Linked DNA regions of Mus musculus: region 1 is linked to region 2. Evidence: chromatin loops called from intact Hi-C (ENCODE). Cell type or tissue: left cerebral cortex. All regions are shown on one strand. Each heading gives the region's core, and the rest is flanking DNA. Links, peaks and the distances in the headings are about the cores only. Region 1 has its middle 21 kb from the start of Gm30028. Region 2 holds the start of Gm36502 (a long non-coding RNA gene).

Evidence for each region. Hi-C counts contacts between places; a loop is a spot of excess contacts. Peaks named below come from ENCODE experiments on the same cell type or tissue, not always from the same donor. Only the 100,000 strongest peaks of a DNase experiment are listed, where the experiment ranks them.
Region 1: it touches region 2 in a loop (1.8-fold over the local background); 4 of 42 quality-filtered maps call a loop at or near these places.

The regions. Positions count from the first base shown.
Region 1 is chr5:117,033,784-117,043,726 of GRCm38, reverse strand. It overlaps the pseudogene Gm7478. Among named protein-coding and RNA genes, the nearest start is that of Gm30028, 21 kb to the right of the region's middle. In left cerebral cortex, for the core only: a CTCF peak has its summit at 6,218 (motif pointing right); a DNase peak (open chromatin) is centred at 6,225.
Region 2 is chr5:116,226,166-116,236,108 of GRCm38, reverse strand. The region is part of intron 1 of Ccdc60 (coiled-coil domain containing 60); the gene reads left to right. Gm36502 (a long non-coding RNA gene) reads right to left here and starts at 4,039. Exons shown (of 4, transcript XR_001784946.1): 1 at 3,293-4,039; 2 at 634-810. In left cerebral cortex, for the core only: a CTCF peak has its summit at 4,161 (motif pointing left); DNase peaks (open chromatin) are centred at 3,056, 4,120 and 7,517; H3K4me3 peaks cover 303 bases.

The sequences.
Region 1 (9,943 bases), core at 1,345-9,344, 810 kb before region 2:
CCGTTCACAACACCCTGGCGCCACCATCGCCATCTTGAATGAAAACATCTTCATCAGTCATAGAATCCATTCACTGTGCAAGCAGTCGCTCCCGCACCCACCCCCTCCAACCCCCACATCCCCTCCCACGCTCATCCCTCTCTCCCAATCCTCTCTGACAGCATCCCCTGAAGATTACTTATCTACTCTATCTGCCTGTGGGCTTGCTTGTTCTCCACATTTTGGGCACAGAGACTTTGGCCGTCATTAGCTTCTTTCTCTTAGTGGAAAACATTCATGTTCATCGCGTAGCATGTAGAAATGCTTCATTCATGTAGAAATGCTTCATTCTTCTTTTTACGATTTATTTATTTATTTATTTATTTATTTATTTATTTATTTATTTATTTATTTAATGTATGTGAGTGCACTGCCACTCTCTCCAGACACCCCAGAAGAGGGCATCCGATCGCATAGCAGCACCATGTGGTTGCTGGGAATTGAACTCAGGACCTCTATAAGAGCAGTCAGTGCTCTTAACCACTGAGCCATCTCTCCAGCTCCATTTTCTTTTCTTTTCTCTTCTTTTCTCTTCTTTTCTCTTCTTTTCTTTTCTTTTCTTTTCTTTTCTTTTCTTTTCTTTTCTTTTCTTTTCTTTCCTTTTCTTTTCTTTCTTTCTTTTTTTAATTTTAAAACAGCTGAACCATATTCTGTTTGTGCTGACTAATTTTGTGTCGAGTCGACACAGGCTAGAGTCATCTAAGATTAGGGAACCTCAATAAGAAAATGCCTTCATAGGAACAATCGGTAGGCAAGCCAGTAGGGCATTTTCTTAGTGATTGATGGGGGATGGCCCCGCGCCCCGCCCATTGTGGGCGGAGCCATCCTGGGCAGGCAGTCCAGGGTTCTCAAAGAAAGCAGGCTGAGCGAGCCATGGGAGCAAGCCAGTAAGCAGTACCCCTCCATGGCATCTGCTCTAAGATATCACTGTTAGAAATAGAAACTAGATTACGATACACCAAATATTTCTTACCAATCCATCAGTGGTAGGCTGTACTCTCCCAACTTTCTGGCCGTTGCGAATAATCGTAATAAAATTGTTTGAACACTTGTTTTTAACTCTTCTGACTGTACTGTTACTTTTTTAATTTAAAAATATTATTGAGGCATAAGGTAAGTTTTCTTTAAAGATGTTAAAAACCACTCTTGTCTATGTGGTTATGGTAGCTACCAACTGAATATGTATTTAGATCTGTTTGTTTTGCTTTATTCTGAATATTTAGGGAATTGCTTTCCCAATTTAATTTTGTTTGAACATCAGCTTTGGATAGAGAGTTATGGCTCACTTTTTATATCCTTGAGGATTTTAAATAGGTCGGTCATTTCATGATTTCTAGAATGAAATGTTGACTTCATTTATCTTGGAGGTGAGTGGGTATTTTCTGTAGTTTTTTTTTTTTCTTTTAAATCAATGCTGCTGTTATTATCTTATTTTTTTTCATTTTTTATTTGTGTGTGTGACATGTGCATGTCTGTGTTTGCCTGTTGGTGGGAATGTGTATGTGTGTGTGTGTGTGTGTGTGTATGAGGGTGTGTATGTGTATAGAATGTGCATGTCTGTGTATGCATGTTTGTGTGTGTGTGTGTCGTGGGTACTGCACATGCATGTGGAGGCCCAGGGCTGATGTTGGGAGTCACCCTCCCTCACACTTCCACCTTATCCATAGAGGCAGGGTCTCTCAATCAAACCCAGAGCTCACCGATATGGCTAGTCTTGCTGGCCAGTTTGCCCTGGAGATGCCCTGTCTCTGGCTTCTGAGGATAGAATTCCAGTCGGGCTGCCATGCCCTCTGGTATTTTTATGGGTTCTGTCAGTCTGGTCTCCATGACTGCATGGAAATGCTTTATCCACTGAGCAATCTCCTAAGTTCCTCAATGATCATTATCAAAAGCCTTCTGGGTGCAAAGTTGCCTGCCACAAAATCTCACAAACCCAAGTTTGACCCCTGCATCCCATTGGTTAGAGGGAGAGAACCAATCCTATAAATTGTCCTCTGGCATCTGATTCATGTGCAGAATGGCGTGTAATTATGTGCTTATGAGATGGAGAAAGAGAGGGAGATAGAGATGGATGGATGGATGGATGGATGGATAAATAGAGGTCTTTTGGGTTGATTTTCTCAAATTCTTTGGGTGGGGGGTAGGAAGTGTGGTTGAGGCAGGATCTGGCTTCGAACTTGGGGCCATTTCACCTGGACTTCTCCAACATCAGGAGCCACAGGTATGTGCCTCAACACATAGCTTTTGGGTTTATTCTGTAGGGACTTGTAATATATAACTATCACCCAGCCACAATTCTCTCAATTCTGTCTCATCCGTTTTGAGATATTAGGCGAGAGTTTCTGGCTCCCTCTCTCCCGCTCTCCGTGGCTGTGTACACTTGACCTGCCTTTGTTGTGTGAGAATTGTTATTTTCTCACGACGTTGCATGCGATTTGACTCCTGTGCTGTTCCACTACTTGCGCTTAATTGAGTTTCCCTGCGCTGTTATGGAGACAGTCAGGCTGGGCTGACCTCCTAGGCTTCCCTTTCTCAGAGCTCTGCGTCTGATGTCTTTAGCTTCACACCCTTCTCCTCTTTCACTCTGGTGGTTGCCTCCTGTATTCCGTCCCCTTTGCTTCTGTCCTGTGAGATTCCATTCTCCACTCAGGTGTGGCCTCGGCAGAGGGCTTAGGGTCACTAGACTTGGGAAACGAAGGAACAAGATCTTAGTGTGAGGCTCTCTCTCTTGCTGTGGTTCCCTGATCTCTCCTGGCAACTGGCAGCTGCAGATTCTTCCAGTGTGGACAGATTTGCTCATGCTGGCCTGCCTTGACTCCCTATGAGTCTTCATTGGTGGTCTTGTGGGATGCATAGGAGGTGGGAGGCTAACCGGGGAAAGCAAGTTAGTAGGGGGGGTGTGTGCTTGGGGCTGTATCTTATCTTGGACTCCTCCCTGCCTCTTTCTGCTTCCTATGATCCATAAGATGAGCTTGGTTCCACCATAATACTCCGCCTGTCATGACCTCACTGTCAATGGAGTTGAGACTTCTGGATTATCATCTCTGAAATCAGGACCAGAGCAAGTCTTTTCTTCAGTTGTTTGTGACAGGTATTTTGGTACAGTCATGGGATATAACCGGAATCGGCTGGTTCCCTGGAAGTGCATGGCGAGATAGAGTGCTCTCAGAAGAGAGCTGGGAGAAGACATGGCCAAGTGATATCCACGGAGTGCCCTTTACAACGTCCCCAATCAGCCTATACATCTCTCTGACTTGCCCATCTATGCAAAGTCAGCCTGCTCCCAGTGAAGCCCTTTCTCCCCTTTGCTCCCAGGTTCAGGAAACTCCACCTAGGCATTGTTGGCATTGTCAGGACCTCCGAAATCCGTGACATCACATAGGTGGGACCTGCAGACCTGTTGCCAAGTCAACAGCCACCATATTTCTGGAATCCACTTGGCTCATCTCCCACCTTTATCTGTGTTATGTCATCACCCATGTCATTACTCATATATAAAGCCACCCCCGTCTGTCTGTCTGTCTGTCTGTCTCCCTCCTCTCTCTTCCCCCCTTTTCTTTCTGCCACCACCTTGCCCCTCTCTCTCCCAATAAACCTCTTACACATCTTACATGTGGAACTGCTTTGGCCTGGTGTGCTATGTTTAGACTCAAGCTACTATTCTAACACATCGGGCATGCCTTGAACTCCTGCTGAGGTTCTAGTACTCTGCCTCAGCCCACAAAACAGGAAGCCTACCAGATTCTTTGAGCCTTTTCCTCTTGACTTGAGGGGAGGGGAACCCCTCCTCTCGTAGTTGGATGTGGGAGAACACAAGCCCCAACAAATACGTATCAAGACATTTTCATTGCATCGTCCTCTGTTCCCTAACCAGTCTAAAATACATACCTTATTTATTTAGCGTGGATTTATTTATTTATTTATTTATTTATTTATTTATTTATTTATTTATGTGTGTGATGTGTTCATGGGTGAGAATGCATATGTGTGTGCATGTGACATTCCTTAGTAGTCCTCCATAGTTTTGAGATGGGCCTTTCACTGGGATCTGGGGCATACCAATTTGGTTAGGCATATCAGCCAGTGAACTCTAAAGATCTTTCTGCTTCCACTTCCCAGTACTTGGATCAGTGGTGTGTACCAGCATACCTGGCTGTGTGTATGTGTGTGTGCGCGTGCATAGTGTGGTGTGTAGCACATGCACACACACAAACATACATAGACACATGCACACACATACATAGACACACAGACACATACAGACACATACACAGGCACACAGACAGACACAGATACACACACACACACACACACACACACACACACACACACACACACACACAGACAAGTGCAGGTACCTGCAGAGTCCAGAAGAGGTCATCAGATCTAAAGATATAGTTACAGGTGGTTGTGAGTGTTTGGCGTGGATAATGGTGTCCAAACTTGGGTTCTGCACAAGAGCAGTATGCTCTGTTAACCTGTGCTTATGCAGCAAGCACAAGAGACACAAGATGGTTAAGGCCTGTCAGTCTAACACCATGAAACATTGACATGTCCTGTATAGGTGGTACTGTAGCTAAACCTAAGGAGGTGTTGGCCCAGTTCCAAAGAAATTAGATTATTTTAATATCCTGCTCTTTAATCATCCAGTAAACATTTGCTTGGTGGCTAACTTGTGTAGGATTATATTAATCTTCTTTGTTGGTTAAAGGAAGCTGGTGATGGAGACATTGTCCTGGAATTAGCATGGCAGGAAAACTCCGGGGACTCAATCAAGGTCACCTCCCCAGTTGTCTCAGAAGCATAGCTCCATGGGAGGGAAAGAGAGTCCAGTTTGAGATGACTCCTGGGGCCTCTTGGAGGACAGGAGTGGCTACACAAATTTCTAGGCTACCACATGGATAGAGAGTCCTGGAGGAAGCAACCTAAACCCAGTGGCAGAAGGAAGAACATTGCGAACCATGAAAAGAAGTCAAGCTGGAGAAGAAGGGAATGGATTTTAATGACTGGGCACAACACAATACTTCATCTGGAATTAAAAGCAGGGCGTGCAGTGGGGTGTTGCCAACTTGACAGGATCTAGAATCAACTGGGATATGGGTCTCTGGGCATACCTATGGGGAGTTATCATAATCAGGTTAATTGAGGTGGGAAGACCTGCCCACTGTGGGTGGCACCATTCCCCAGGAAGAGAATTTAGAGCAGATTAGCAGCCTGATTCTCCACTCTCTACTTCCTGATTATGGATGCCAAGTGACCAGTTCCTTCAGCTGTGATGCACTGTAACCTGCAGCTGTGAGCCAGAAGAGACCTTCTTCTCTCCTTTGTTCCTTTTGTCAGAGTATTTGACCACAGCAACAGGGAAAGATAGAAAGACACAGACTCAAATTCTTGCACACCAATGTTCATAGCATCGTTCCTTACAATAGTCAACAGGTGGGAACAACCGATGTGTCCATCAAAAGGTGATGGATGTGGTCTCTCTGTACAGTGGAATATTGTTCACCTTTAAAAAGGAGTAAAATTTGGAAATCAAAGAGCTCCCATTGCACCCACCTGCCCATTGTTCCTTTGAAAACTCTGGTTTGAGATTAGCTAATTGAAGAAGAAACCCACAGATAGCATGCCTGGCCCAATGGTTATTTGAGAAGGGGGCCATGGTGGTTGAGTGAGAAATGTTCTTTTAAGGCTTGTGCGTTTGTTTGTTTGGTCTACAGTGGCGCTGTTTTGGAAGGTAGTAGAGCCCTGGTAGAAGATGTGAGGTTTGCTGTAGTATGTCTGCTGTGTTTCCTGTAGATACAAAGTCTCCAGCTACCTCCTGCCGCCATGTTCCCCCCTCCACCCGCCCCAGTAAATAACAGTAAGCCAAAATAAATTCTTTCCCTTAAGTTGCTTCTTGTTGGATATTTGGCAATAAGAGAAGCAACTTTTGCAGTAACTTAATCTAGGAGTTGGTCCCCAAAGATGCCATGGCTAAATGATCTAATTTGAGCAGGTATACCAGGCTGCAGCATTTTCTCTTGGGTGTTAAGTGTCAGAATTACACAGCATCCACTTCACAGACATGAGCATGTTGCAAAAGACACTTCTCTGGTTTCTTTATTGTCTCTAAGAAATAGCCATGTAAGTCCTGGTGGCGAATTCTTTGACTATGATTTTTAAATGACATGATCAGGCCACAAGAGGGCAGTGCTCAGTGCAAAAGAAGGCATTGGTAATGGGAGAATTTCAAAGGAAATAGGAAGACACTGTGGTGGGGCTTTCTCTTAAACTATTTTTATATATTTCATCAACTATAGCCACGAACACAGCAGGGGGTGTGAGTATTTGTGTTTTCGAGAGGGGGAGGGGAAGCTAGGGAGGAGGAGGCCCAAGAACAGGAGAGCAAAGCTCCAGGTTTGCCTTTGGAGTGTCTTTGGTAAGGAAGAAGCACCATCTGGGGGTTTCATGACTGGGTGTGAGCTTGAACTCGACTGGACAGCAGCCATCTCTCAGAGCCGTTCTCAGCTGCCTTCATCAGTCTCCTGGACAGCTGCAGCATCCGCAGGACCATTTGCAGGTCAGGCCCTCTCTGTTTTTCTGACAATCAGATTATCCTAGCTAGACTCAGGTGCCGCTTAACCAAGTTAGGTACAGAATAATTTAAAGCCTCAGCACTCAGGATTTGAAAATCTGCCGAAGGCATGACAGGCTAAAGGCTGATCTATGCTTTATTTGACTCGGAGGGAAAAAGGGAAGAAGGATTTAGCATGCGAGTCTTAGAAAAAAATTGGTATGAAGGCCTCGTGGAGAGGGTTTTTATATTCCCGGAATCTCATGATGGTACCGAATCTGCTTTAATCATCAGGACAGCAGTTTTATATCTATTTTGGTTACGGTTAATAAAACAGTCACTGTATGTATAAAATACTCCATACGAGGGGACTGGGTGCCTCTGAGGGTCTTCTCATCACCCATCTGTGACCCACTCACCCATCTACCTATGTATCTACCTATCTACCCACCCACAATCCAACTGCCCACCTACCTATATATCTATCCTACGTATGGCCATCCATCTTTCCATTTATCTCACCCCACCTATGTATCCATCCACCTACAATCCACTCATTTACCCACCTACCTTAATGTTTATCCATCTGTTTATTCACCCTTCCATCCCTCCATCTACCACTCACCCATCTACCGTGTATCCACTCAACCATACATCTAGCCCCTGACCTATCCACTCACATAATTCATCCCTCCCTCCACCATCTGTATATCCACCATCCACCTCTCCCTCCATTCATCCACCATCCATTTATCTACAACCCATCCACCCACTCCTCCATCCACAATTCACCTACCCATCCATCCATCAATCCCTCCAACATCCATCATCTATCCAACCATCCATTCTCTATCCATCCATCTTCCATCTATCCATCTGTTCTCCATCCATCCATCCATCCATCCATCCATCCATCCATCTATTCTCCATCCATCCATCAGTTCATACGTTCATTCATCCACCCACCCACCTGTTCACCCACCCACTTCCTTCACCAACCTCCTGAAAACCTTTCTAGCCTGACAACTCCTCTCGAGCCCATTTTCCTTCAAGCATATATGGCCTTTGAATCTGGCCTTCTTTCTAAAACATTTGGGGGCTACACTACAGGCTGGGTGGCCTTTCTGTATACTTCAGAGCCTTCATTTGGAGTATCTAGGGCTGTAAAACCTATTTCTGTGGATTGCTATACATGGGATCATCATTCGGCCAGATCACGATTTATAGTGTGTGTACATGCATGCATGCATGCACGTGTGCCTAGCTGGCCAGTGAGCATGGGGACTCTGCTGTCTCTACGTCCCCAGTTCTGGATTATAGGAGCATGTCTCCACCCACATGTTTCTTTTCCTCATGGGTTCTGGGATCCAACTAAGGTCCACACATTTGCCAGATAAGCACTCTCTCAGCCGAGCTGCCTCCTCAGACCCTACTGAACTTTAGCTCCCGTGTCACTATTAGCTATAGGCTCCTCCTCTGCGGGGCTCTCATTCTGGTGGGAGACAGCAGGCGGGGACTGCCCTTTGGGTGCATTTTCAAGCTGTGATAAATATTCAGAAGAGTGCAGTGTGCACAACATTACCAGTGCCCTGACGGCGACAGGTAAGTGTCTCTCGAACAACAGGTGTCGTATGAATGGCTGGTAGTATTATCATATAATGAGTCTTCTAAAACCTTTCCGTAGCAATTATTGCCGAGACTTTATTGAGCGCTTTATGTGACCCAGCCACTATGCTGAGTACCACAAGATGATTATCTCTCGTGCTAGATGCGGATGCTGAGGCTGGCTCTCCCTGTCTCCTAGGAAATAGCCCAATAGGTAGTTGGGTATTTGAACCTTCCCTGCCACCCCCAGGTAGGGTTTCACTATATAGTTTGGACTCATCTCATCACGCATGATCCTCCTGCCTTAGCCTCCTGTGTGCTTGGGTGACAGGCATAGCAGCTTTACCCTTCCTTGCATGGGCTCTCCTTTCCTAGGGGTCCCCTGTTCCTCATCTTCTCGGGTTGGATGATGTGTTTCATTCCAGGCTTGTGGCAGCTGCTCCATCACTTTGCCCATTCTGCAGCCCTGTGGACATCTGCCGAATGTGTTGTCCTATAGATGCTGCTGCCTTTCCGAGAGCCTTGGTCCCCCTACTCCCCAGAATCCTGTCCAAAACTGGCTGCAGATGAGGTGCTCAGTAAAGAACACCTGCCAATGCTCTGTGCGAATGCATTGTGTCTGTAGGGAAGACGCTTTGTCTCCAACAGGCAGAGTGGATTAGAAAGGGGGTTTCTTTTGGACCCAGTGTGAATGAAAACCCAGAAGGTCTTCTAATTCTGACTTGCAATGAGCAGTGTGGCCCGTTAGCTAGCTACTCAACCGCTTGCCCTTGCTAGATGGCACAGACAGCTCTGAGTCCATTTCTAAGGTCTGTCTAGACTTCCTCTTCCTCCTGTCTTCTCAAGTGTGGGTGATACCCCTTGTGTGCATCCCCCAGGACCTTCTGAGGGCAAGAGATGGCTTCTGTGGGCATGGTGACTGTCTTAGCTAGCGTTCTGTTGCTGAGATAAACACCCTGATCAGAAGCAGCTTGGAGAGGACAGGGTCTATCGTCTCTCGGAGACCACAGTCCTTCAATTTTTCAACTCCGTAGTCACAGAGTTGTGTGACCAACATGAAAATCTATGTCTAGGACATTTTGTCAACCAAAGAGACCACATACTTATTCTCAACTACACCTACTTCACACTCCATAAATTTGCTTTCTGTATCAGGGCTTGACACTTCTTGACATTTTATGAGAACAGAACGGAGGAAATGTATAGCCTTTCATTGCTGGATTATTTCTTTTAGCATAGTCTATTCATACTGATCACAAATAAGTACTTTATTCTTTTTGAGAGCTGACTAATATTCCATCTGACCTGTATACCCATCAGTTGACTAATATTTGGGTTTTTTCCAACATCATTCCTCCTGAAAGAGGAGTGACATTAAGTTCTGAGTTTTAAATATGTCTTATTCCTTGCCCAGGGATGGAGGGGGGTCCTGTCTGTTATGTTGGAGTGTCTCTGATGAGCATGATTCCTGGAGCAGAGCTGGTGTCTACCAGTTGGCTTTGTGCAGAAGAACACATCTGTCAATGCCTGCTGTAATAAATGGTGCCAGTCAGGCATCCGCTGCTCTCCTAGGCCTCCCGTTCACAGGATAGAACAAAATGGCGGTATTTTGGGTAAAAGAAAACACCATGAACTACTTTGGACTCGCTTCTTTTTGCTCATCTTGGTGTGTCTAGGAACTTTTAATTTAGCACCATGAGGGCTGGGAAAGATGGCTTAGCAAGCAAAAAACACTGAAGACCAGAC
Region 2 (9,943 bases), core at 663-8,662:
GCGCCACAATGATACCTTAGTACACCCTCTCCGAGGCGTGACTCCCAACAGCCGAGACACGGAATCAGCCCAGATGCAAATTAACAGAGGAGTGGACAGAGCAAAGGTTGCTCACGTATACAATGGATCTGGTTTGAATGATATCTCAGAAACAAAGGAGTACATTCAGGTCATCTGGAAGCAAAGGCCAGGAGCCAGAGAATATTGTGCTAAGTGAAATATGTCAAAGCAAAACGTGCTTGCCGCACACCTACGACAACCTGAGTTCAAATCCCCAGCACCCATGCAGAAAGTTGGGCAGGGAAACTCACACACGTTTAACACCAGCACTGGGCAGGGGTAGAAACAGGAGGACCCCTCTGGGGCCTCGATGGCCACCACCGTAGCTCCAGGTTAGTGACAGACCCTGCCTCAAGGAACAAGAGCATGTCCTGCACACGTAGGGCACATTCAAATACGCTTTCAATGTCATGTATGAAAAAAAATTTTTTAATGATCTGAAGGAAGATTATAGAACAATGGGGAAGGGGATTTTGTGAAAGAGAACAGAGCAAGAGAGGGTAGAATCCAGGGAAGACATGAGCAAGACAAGATGCTTACATAGGCGGAAGAGCCACGGTGAATCACACAAACCTGTACCAGTATCACGTGTTACTAATTACAGTTAGGCTGCCGTCGCTTGGCCCCTTGTGGTAAGTTGGGCATGGAGCCAGCCACACCACCAGGAAGCCGTGTCCAGGCTGGTGCACACCTTGGAAAGCGTTTGGACCGCTACGGTCTGGGAAGTTCTTGTAAAGCCGTGATCAGAGCCTGAAGAGAAATTAAATGAGTTTATATAACCCTGAGCACTACCTGTCTCCCAGGGAGGGCTCGTCCCCCATGGCTTCGTTTCAGTGATGTATTGCTGTGTTGTACATTGCCCCAGAAGTGGGCCACTTAAGACAGCAAGCCATTTATCACCTCCAGCTGCTGTAGACTGGGAATCTGGGTGTGGCTCAGCGGCAGGTCTCCGCCCCAACCAAGATGGCCCCAGGGCAGCTGGTCTCTCTGGCTCTCTGTGTGGAAAGGTGGCAGCTCGTGAGCTCAGTCCGCACGGCTGTGGGCAGATGGCAGCTGCTCACAGGCTTCGTGGAAGATTTCAGTTCCTTGTCACGCAGGTCTCCTTTAAAGGAGAACCTCACGGCCTAGGAAGCTGGACTCGCCAGGAGCAAGAGCCAATGGCCAAGGGGGAAGCCACGCTCCCTCTGCCACCCAATCTCAGAAGGCACTGTTTCTGTCAGTTTCTATTCATCCCAAGGAGGTTACTGGGCTCGGCCCACCTCCCAAGGGAGAGGTTACACAGAGGCGGGAATAGGGGTTTCTGGAGCCATCCGAGAAACTGCATAGCATAAATAGATATAGGAGAAACTTGGGCGTGCGTGAGAGTATGTATGTGTGTGTGTGTTTTCCTCTGTGTCTATGCATGTATGTGGAGGCTAGAGATTAACCTTGGGTATCTCCCTCAATCATTCTCCACCTTATTTTTGTGAGGCAGAGCCTCTCCCTGAATCTGGAGCTCACTGCTTTAGGTAGGCTGGGAGCCCATATCTTTACTACTACTACTACTACTACTTTTTAAAATCTATTTATATGAGTACACTGTAACTGTCTTCAGACACCCCAGAAGAAGGCAACAGATCCCATTACAGATGGTTGTGAACCACCATGTGGTTGCTGGGAATTGAACTCAGGACCTCTGGAAGAGCAGACAGTGCTCTTAACCACTGAGCCATCTCTCCAGCCCCCATCTTCACCTCTCAAGTGCTGGTGTTACAGGCGTGTGCCGCAGCCAGCACTTTTTTGTGGGTTCAGTTCCTCATTCTTACATGACAAATGTTACTCTGTGTATGTATGCATGTATGCCTGCCTGCCTGCATGCATGCATGTGTGTATGTGTGCTTGTGTGCATTTATGTAAACTCTCTCTAGAAGTAGCTACAAAACTTGGCAACTTTAGTCATCTCCAGAGAAGAATGTGAACAACTTTCTGGCAAGATAGGAGTGACATGTTCCCCGCCCCCCCTTTCACGCTCCCCCCCCTCATCTGTTTTTAAGCCATTTAGAAAAACCTATGTTGATTTTTTTTTTTAATTTAATGAAATGGACTTCACCACTGTCTATTCAGTACTTGGCTGGGCTCCCCACTCCTAAATTGATTTTGCTAGCGTGACCTCCCACGGCCTCCGCACAGCATTGCCAGCTTCAGGTGTGTTCTTCTGTGTGTTAGGTCGTCAGAAGAACCTGAGTGACACACCACCACTTGCGCCCCAGTCTCCAGTCATACTCTTATACCCAGCTCCTGCTGGCAGCATCCTCCATCTGAATTGCCCACGGAGGGAAGAAAAGTGGCACGTTTTGGTCACTGGTCTCCACAGCTATGCATGGACTGTGGCAAGGAAGGACCAACAGGAGGCAGGCACAGAGTCTGCGGAAACCTGCTTTTTCCCTGACACTGAGTCTTCTTAATGATGGCCCGAAGGCCCCGGGGAAAATGTGTGTTTCTGATGAAAGAAACAGATCGTGGGGGTGGGTGTCGGGGGCAGGAGAGAAAGAATGACAGATGTTAAGAAATAGTGTTAAGGTTTCAGCTAGGACTACTCAGATTCTCTCTCTCTCTCTCTCTCTCTCTCTCTCTCTCTCTCTCTCTCTCTTACAAAAGACACACACACAGGTATGAGGCAGAACACTTATCACACAAGGGAGGAACTTGCTGGAGCACGTGGAGGCACCTTTTCTAGGTTTTATGGCTTGGCAATCAAGAGTTCTAGCTTTCTAGGCCTACTTCAGGAATGGGAAGGGGAGGGGAGAGTGGAAAGGCCAGAGATCAGCTGCTGGCTTTCAGTTTGACATAAGCTCTGTGAGCGGTGTGTGGTGTCTGCATGACACCGCCCCCACTGAGGGAGAGTCACCTACAGCCACTTCGATTGATCAGCTCAGGCCTCTGCTTCCCGAGACACTCGATGTGATGTCCTCCACCACAGCCCACTGTGAGAATCCTGAGCCCACACAGTATTCTCAAGAGTGCGGCTGGAATCTCAGCATTCAGGAAGCACAGGCTGGATTGATTGCAGCCTAACCCTGCAGCAGCAGTAGCAGACCTGGGCTATCCTCGGTGATCTCCATGTCTCCTAATGAGGTCTGCATAAAGTGCCATCCTGAGGAAGGCACCTGAGACATCCCACCCCAGGAGCTCTGTGGTCACACTCTAACCAGCTCTGGCCAGCTCTTTTGTCCCTTAGTTTTCTTCTACTCACCAGCAGCGTAGGGTCAGCTCCCGTATGTACGATTAGATGCTCTCCATAGGAAAGTCAAGGCTGAGAAGCTGGCTATGACTGGTAGGCTGGGCTAGTTCTTGGCTGAAGCAATCCAAGGACGGAAGGCGTTCTTTGGGCTCACAGTTTGAGGGTGATCAGGCTGGCTATCCTGTATCCTTGAGTGTGTGCCGGTTCCCCCTCAGGAGCCGTGGCAGGCATTGCTAATTGGTTACAGAAAAATCTCTCTAATGAGACCGGATCTCGGGGTGCTCCAGCCAGTCTTTAAGGCTGGCAATGGAGTAGAAGCCCTTGCTTCCTTGATCAGGCTGCCTATGGCTCTCATGTACCCTTGAGTGTGCTGATTCCTCCAGGGGCTGTGCCAGACATTGCTAATCAATTACAGAAAAATTTCTCTGATGAGACTGGACCAGGGTGCTCCAACCAGTCTTTACTTTGCTCCCTCAAAATCTTAGTGCATTCCCCGACGCGTGGAATTTAAGCTCTATCCTAGAACCTATTTCCTTAAGCTCATCCAGGGTTATGAAGGACATCCCTGAGCCCTTCACTGAGACTTGGGTTGGTTACCAGCATCTGACGGCTGTACCATTGATCCCTCATAGCAAGTCTTAACTCCTGAGCCATCTCTCCAGCCCATAGCTGGTCTTTCAGACAAGCATGGTTTGTTATCTTTTTAAACTGGCGAACGGGCTGTTGGCACGGGTCTTAGTCTCTGGCTGGTGGGGGACTTGCAGGAGCCGGCAGCCGATTTCCATTTCAATCAAGCAGAGAGCTGAGAGAGGCAGATCAAAAGAAAATGGAATTTGATCGAAAGCCATGGCTTCTAGTGCCACCTACCGGTACATCTTCACCTCGCTGCCCTTGCTGACCTGGAAGCCCTTTGTAGTTAGTTACCCAGCTGTCTAGTTTGGAAATATTCTCATACGCTCTCTAGAATTCTTTGTTTTTAACTCGCGGTGACATGATTCCGTGGGTAAAAGCCCCAAGTACTCGTGACATAGTGGCAGGAATCTCTGCTTGGTAAGCCTGGTTAAGCTCCCTGTACCAAGCATGGAGTTTCTCACGGTGTCCGATGAAGACCAGGCAGGCACTGCTTTGGAGCCCTGATAGCTTGCAGGGACAAGGAACAGGAGGAGCAAGGGTGTGTGTGTGTGTTTGTGTGTTGTCTACGGCTGGCAGTGATGGAGATGGAGACTGCCGCCAGGCGTGGAAGGAAGACAGCTTGAAGAAATCTTTAGGAAGTAAGACGATCACTAGGGGCAGCTGTCGGAGCCGGAAGCTACCACAGGCCACAGTTTTCCACGAGGGTTTAGCCACGTCCCAGTACAGAAGGTCACAGCTCGCTGACTCCTGTGTCAGATGAGGGTCACAGGAGCAGGAGGCTGCGCTCCATACCGGTGTCTTCCTGACCTTGAGGAAGTCACCCTGTCTCTGGGTCCTGTGGTTCCCTTTTGGCAAGGTAGGAGTAAGGATGCCCGTGAGGTGAGGAGGATTCCTTGCGGGGGTGGGGGCGGTAAAACTAAACCATTGAAGCTGGGACAGAGAAGAAGGAAGGATGCTCCACAGATACACAGTAGGTCCGCACATGAGGGGCACATGGAACATGCCTGTCCCCGCATGGCCAGCTTGACCCCTTGGCATCTGCAAACCTTACCACATTAGCAGTACCATGTCCCCTTCATAATTAATAAGTACCCCCACGGTCAGCTGTCTCTCCTCACAGTCTGAAACAGCAAGGAGAGCTCAGAACGCAGACAGCAGGGGCTTCTTTCCTCCCCAGGGCTATGGCCCTTTACCACCCCCAAAACTCCGTGTTCTAAACAGGAACTCCCTTATAGCTCCCCACCACCACACATCAAGAAGACAGTCCCCTCTTCTGTCACTTCTCTCCTCTCCTTCAATGTCCAGGCGTGACGGCATGTCCCCTGGGTTCATAAGAAGGTGGGGGAAGGGGAGGGCCACCGGCCCTGGGCAAAGAGGTTTGTGATGAATTGAACTCAACAGAAAAATTCATATTTCACTTTGTAGCGTGTGCTGTGGCCAAGGTCCTTCATGCCCCTCACCGGTGTGTCCCAGGTACCCTTTATGTGGCTCTGATTGTTAGTTTTTATTTGTTTGTTTGTCTCTTGTCAACTTGACACAAACCTCGACCCTACCTAGGAAAAGGAGAGCTTAATTAAGAAAAGGCCTCTATAAGATTAGCCTGTAGGCATGAGTGCCGGGGGGGGGGGGGGTCCCGCAGGGGCGCATTTTCTTGATTAATGATTGATTTGCAAAGTCCCTGCCCACTGTAGGTGGGGTGGGTCATCTCTGAGCAGGTGATCCTGGGTTCTGCAAGAAATCTCTGTCTTTTCAAACAGCCTCCCCTCCCCCTCACAGCTCCGGGGAACCTCCCAGCTGTTCCCTGATGTCTGTATCAACTCCCAGCACATTTAGCAGAATTCATTCCCATCTTAATCTGATTCCAGAAGATCAGAGTCTCAGGTCTGACAAAGATGAGTTTAGAACATCCTTCCATAAAACACAGACTTAGAAGATTGGTCCTCTGACCATGACCTTCAACAGATTGTGCCGATTTTCTACCTTATAGACAGAAATTCAGAGGATAAGCTATTTTTAGATCAACAGCTAGTCCCTACTATGTGATACAGGACCCTATCCTATCGGGGGAGAGAGACTAGTGTCATTAAGAACACATGCAGGCTATGGTGGTGTGTGCCTGTAATCCCAGCACTGGAGGTGTGGGGGGTGAGGCAGGAAGATCATGAGTTCAGGTCAAGCCTGGGCTACATAGTGACAACCCTCTCACACAGAGAAGTTGCTCTGATGTCACTTGAGCCCAGTGCCATGCCCAGGCTTTGCCACTCGACAGTGTCTTGTTCACCGTGGCGCGCATCCTCTCCACTAAAGTCTCCACTGATCCCTTATAAGATGGGATTGCAATGTGGCACAGACAGGTAACATCACGTGTCTGAGTAGGAATGTCCTTGGGATAATGGGTAGGGAAGAGGTGAATGTCGCTGGTAGGCTTAGCAGGAGCTCCATTGAACAGATGGGGAAACTGAGGCTCTGGAAGGGAACGTGGCTCACTCAGTAGCAGTCCGATTTAAGTAACAGACCCGGGCCACCTGTTGAGGGCAAAGCCCTTTCTCTCCAACCAAATGAGACTCCACAAGGCATCTGTCACAGTCCTTGTAGGCACACCTCACACCACCAGTGGGATGTTTTCAACACAGGAGAGATACTCAGGGCAGAGACAATGTCACCACCCATATCCAAGAGCAACAGGAAAACCAGTGGCTCCAAAAGCCAATGGCACACCCAAGTAGAGCAGGGACAGATAACCAAAGTGAACTGTCCCTAAGGCGTGTCCCCTGCACCCAGGCTAAGTCATGGAGTAGCTAGGCATACGCAGGCTTTGCACAGTGCTCACATACATCCGGTTTGTCGATTGTTCCCGGACTTCCTGCAATGCTTCTAGCTTTGTATTGGGAATGCATTCTTCATTGTGGAGCCCTTTGGGATTTGTGTCCCCTGGGTAAAAAAGTCCCAGTGTCAATGGTCAAAGGCATTACGTCTAACGGAGGAGGTGGTACCTATAAAGATGCACAACTTTCAGTGGTCTCCCGGAAAGGGAGGAACACCTAAGAGGGTTATAAATAGCCTAGAATCACAGGTCTGGAATGTTTCAAAGCCATGGTCCAGTCCATCACAGCCTCATTGTGTGGGAAAGAATAAACCTTTTCTCTTTGTAAGTTGGCCACGTAGGGCATTTGTCACAGTGATGGAAAACTGACTACCACAACGGCTTTTGGTGAAGGTTTCCAGAGGAAGTAACAGGGAAAGACCCCGGTTGTACCGCAAAGCCTTGGGAAATACTGGAAACACCAGCTTAGCATCAAAGGATGAGGACCATCTACAGTTACGGTCTACGGCAACCTACTTAAGTCAAAGCAAGAACCAGCCCTCTAGTCCAAAAGGCCACTTAAGCCTTGCTAACCCAGACTCAGGGAGGACCCAATTACTAAACCGGTGCCACAGCCCCCAAACCATCTCCTCTGGGCCATCATTTCTTGAATCCCATATGGGGAGCACATCCTTAAAAACTACATTTCCCAGGATCCCTAGGTTTAAACAATTGAAAATTCCAGCAGGAAATCAGAGTGGGAGAAAGGGAGGGCCCAAGGGTTTTCTTGTCTGTCTCTCAGGAGAACTGAACTTGACATCCGGTGCCAGGCAAGCCAACCCCAGGGCTTCTCGGGCCCCCTTCCCTTCGTCCTGCCTGATGGCTGGCCAAGGTACATCCAGAGTTTCCTTTTACTCCCCTGGCTTTCCAACCGTTCTCTAACTGTTCTGTTTTTCTACAGAACTACGTGGCATGAGTCTGGCTTCCCATCCGGAGCCTGCCTGATGCCATGCATAAAACGGCTTGCTCACATCACTCCAGGACCTTAGACAACTCAATTCAAATCAGCATTAAACATTTATATTTTTGCGCATCGAGAGAATTAGTCAGGAGTTGCCCTGCAAACATGAAAGACACCATTATTTAATTAGAATTAATATATGTAAATTACAGAAAATTAGGAAAAGGAACAACCCGAGTCAAAATGATTGTTTAATTAACTTATAATTCCGACACCCTGATACGACATCTCTATTGTTGATTTATTGTGTTTACTTCCATATTACTCTATTATGACATGGATTCTTTGCCATCAATTTAAAAAAAAAAAAGTCGACTGTACGAGATGATAGAAAATTGTGAGAAATTTCTAGACAGAGGAAATATGGGCATCTGTATAATTGAATTTCTTTACACATAAGCTGCATTTCCACGTGAAATTATATTCCGCTGCCACTCTTCCATGTCAATAACCACGCATCTATAGCAACAGGAAGCAGCAGAACCGAACCGTCTTCACTGCCCAGGCCAACCATGGCTTTGCCCCACAAAGGCCGGGTTGCTGGGGCATCAAGGGTTTGGCATGGTGACTCACACTGCTGTGGCAGATATCCTTGTGGGGAAGCTACCTGATTTCTTTGCATGGCAGTGGCACTGCTGGGCTGGGGAGCAGGCAGCTATGCACTATGATGGGGACACCTGAGAAATGCCGTGTTGGGTCTCACCATCACTAGAATGTGCCCATACAAATCTAGGTGGTCCAGCCTGCCTCCCACCTATCATTAAATCCATCACCAAAGATAGCTATCGACCCAGTCGAAACCACCCAAGGCTGCCATTGGCAACAACACAGCAGCCTGGCTTGGAGCAACTGGGGATTTTATACAAATAAGAGAACTGTACTCTCAAAACTATAAAAAACACAGAACAGCAAACACTTAAGCCAATAACACCAAGGGCCGTCACCACAAGCAAGCGCCCCGTGCCCCATGTCATTGCGTTCACTGTGGTCTTTAATCTTATTTTCATTCTTTTGTGTACGTGTGCTAAATATTTAGCACATGGTGTGCATGTGTGTGTGTATACCTGTTTGCACGTGTGAGGTCACTTGTGTATTGGGAGCACATGCACACGGGTGTGTGTGCATGTAGCGGCTCCAAGCCTGAAGATGCTCCATGGTGCTTCCACCTTATTCAATAAGGCAGGGTCTCTCAATCAAACCCAGAACCACCTTATTCAATAAGGCAGGATCTCTCAATAAAACCCAGAGCTCACTGAATATGGCTAACCTTGCCAGCCTGCTTGTTCTGAGTATCCCTCACCTCCAGCCTTCCCCAGGCTGAAATTATAGGCGGCCTGCCATGCCTGTCTGACTAATACGTGGGTTCTGTGGGATCTGAACTCGGGTCCTAAGCTTGCACAGCAAGCCCTTGAGCCACTGAGCCAGCCCCTAGTGCATTCTCATATGAGTGGCTGACTCCAGGTGTGTGGACTCCAGCATTATCGTTCAGGAACACTGCATTGCCCTGTGACATCACCGTGCAGCTCCACTGCGATCTCACACTCAATGTTCTCAATGGCATGGCTGCCGGTTCTGCAGTGTTCCACCTCGGAGCTACTACCCAGCTGCATTGCCATCTCACGCAGTGCCCTGTGGGCCGGGACTGAACTTGTGAGGCTTTTCGCATATTGCTACATGACCTCTGTAATAGTATTAAAAGAAGTGATTTTGGAGCCCAGGGGTGGTGACTGCACCTGGAAGGCAGACACATGAGAGTCAGGAACTTGAGAGATTTCTGGGCCACAAAGCAAGACTCCCTTTAAAAAGAGTAGTTCTGGGATGTTTCCTTAGCTTCTAATTTTGTTCATATCAAATGTCTCGAGAACCAGGACTCTGTCTTCCAGATGTTTATCACTGCTGGCCTGTGAGTGCCATTGGGGGGCGGGGGACAGTGGGAGTGGTTTCCTGAGGTCCTGCTGCAGTGCCAACCAAGTTGCAGAGCTACAGGTTGTGTCTTGTCCCCTAGATGTGTCGGGCAGATGGCGGGGTTGCAAATCCTCTAACACAGCAATGCATTCTCTTCCTAGTGTGATGACCCAGACCCCTGATACACGGCACATTTCCCTCTGTCACCCATGGAAACAGTACATGGAGCTAGTCAGATGAGTGACTGTGAGCCCAGATTCCGTTCCCAGCACCCAAGTGGCTCGGCTCACAATGCCTCCGA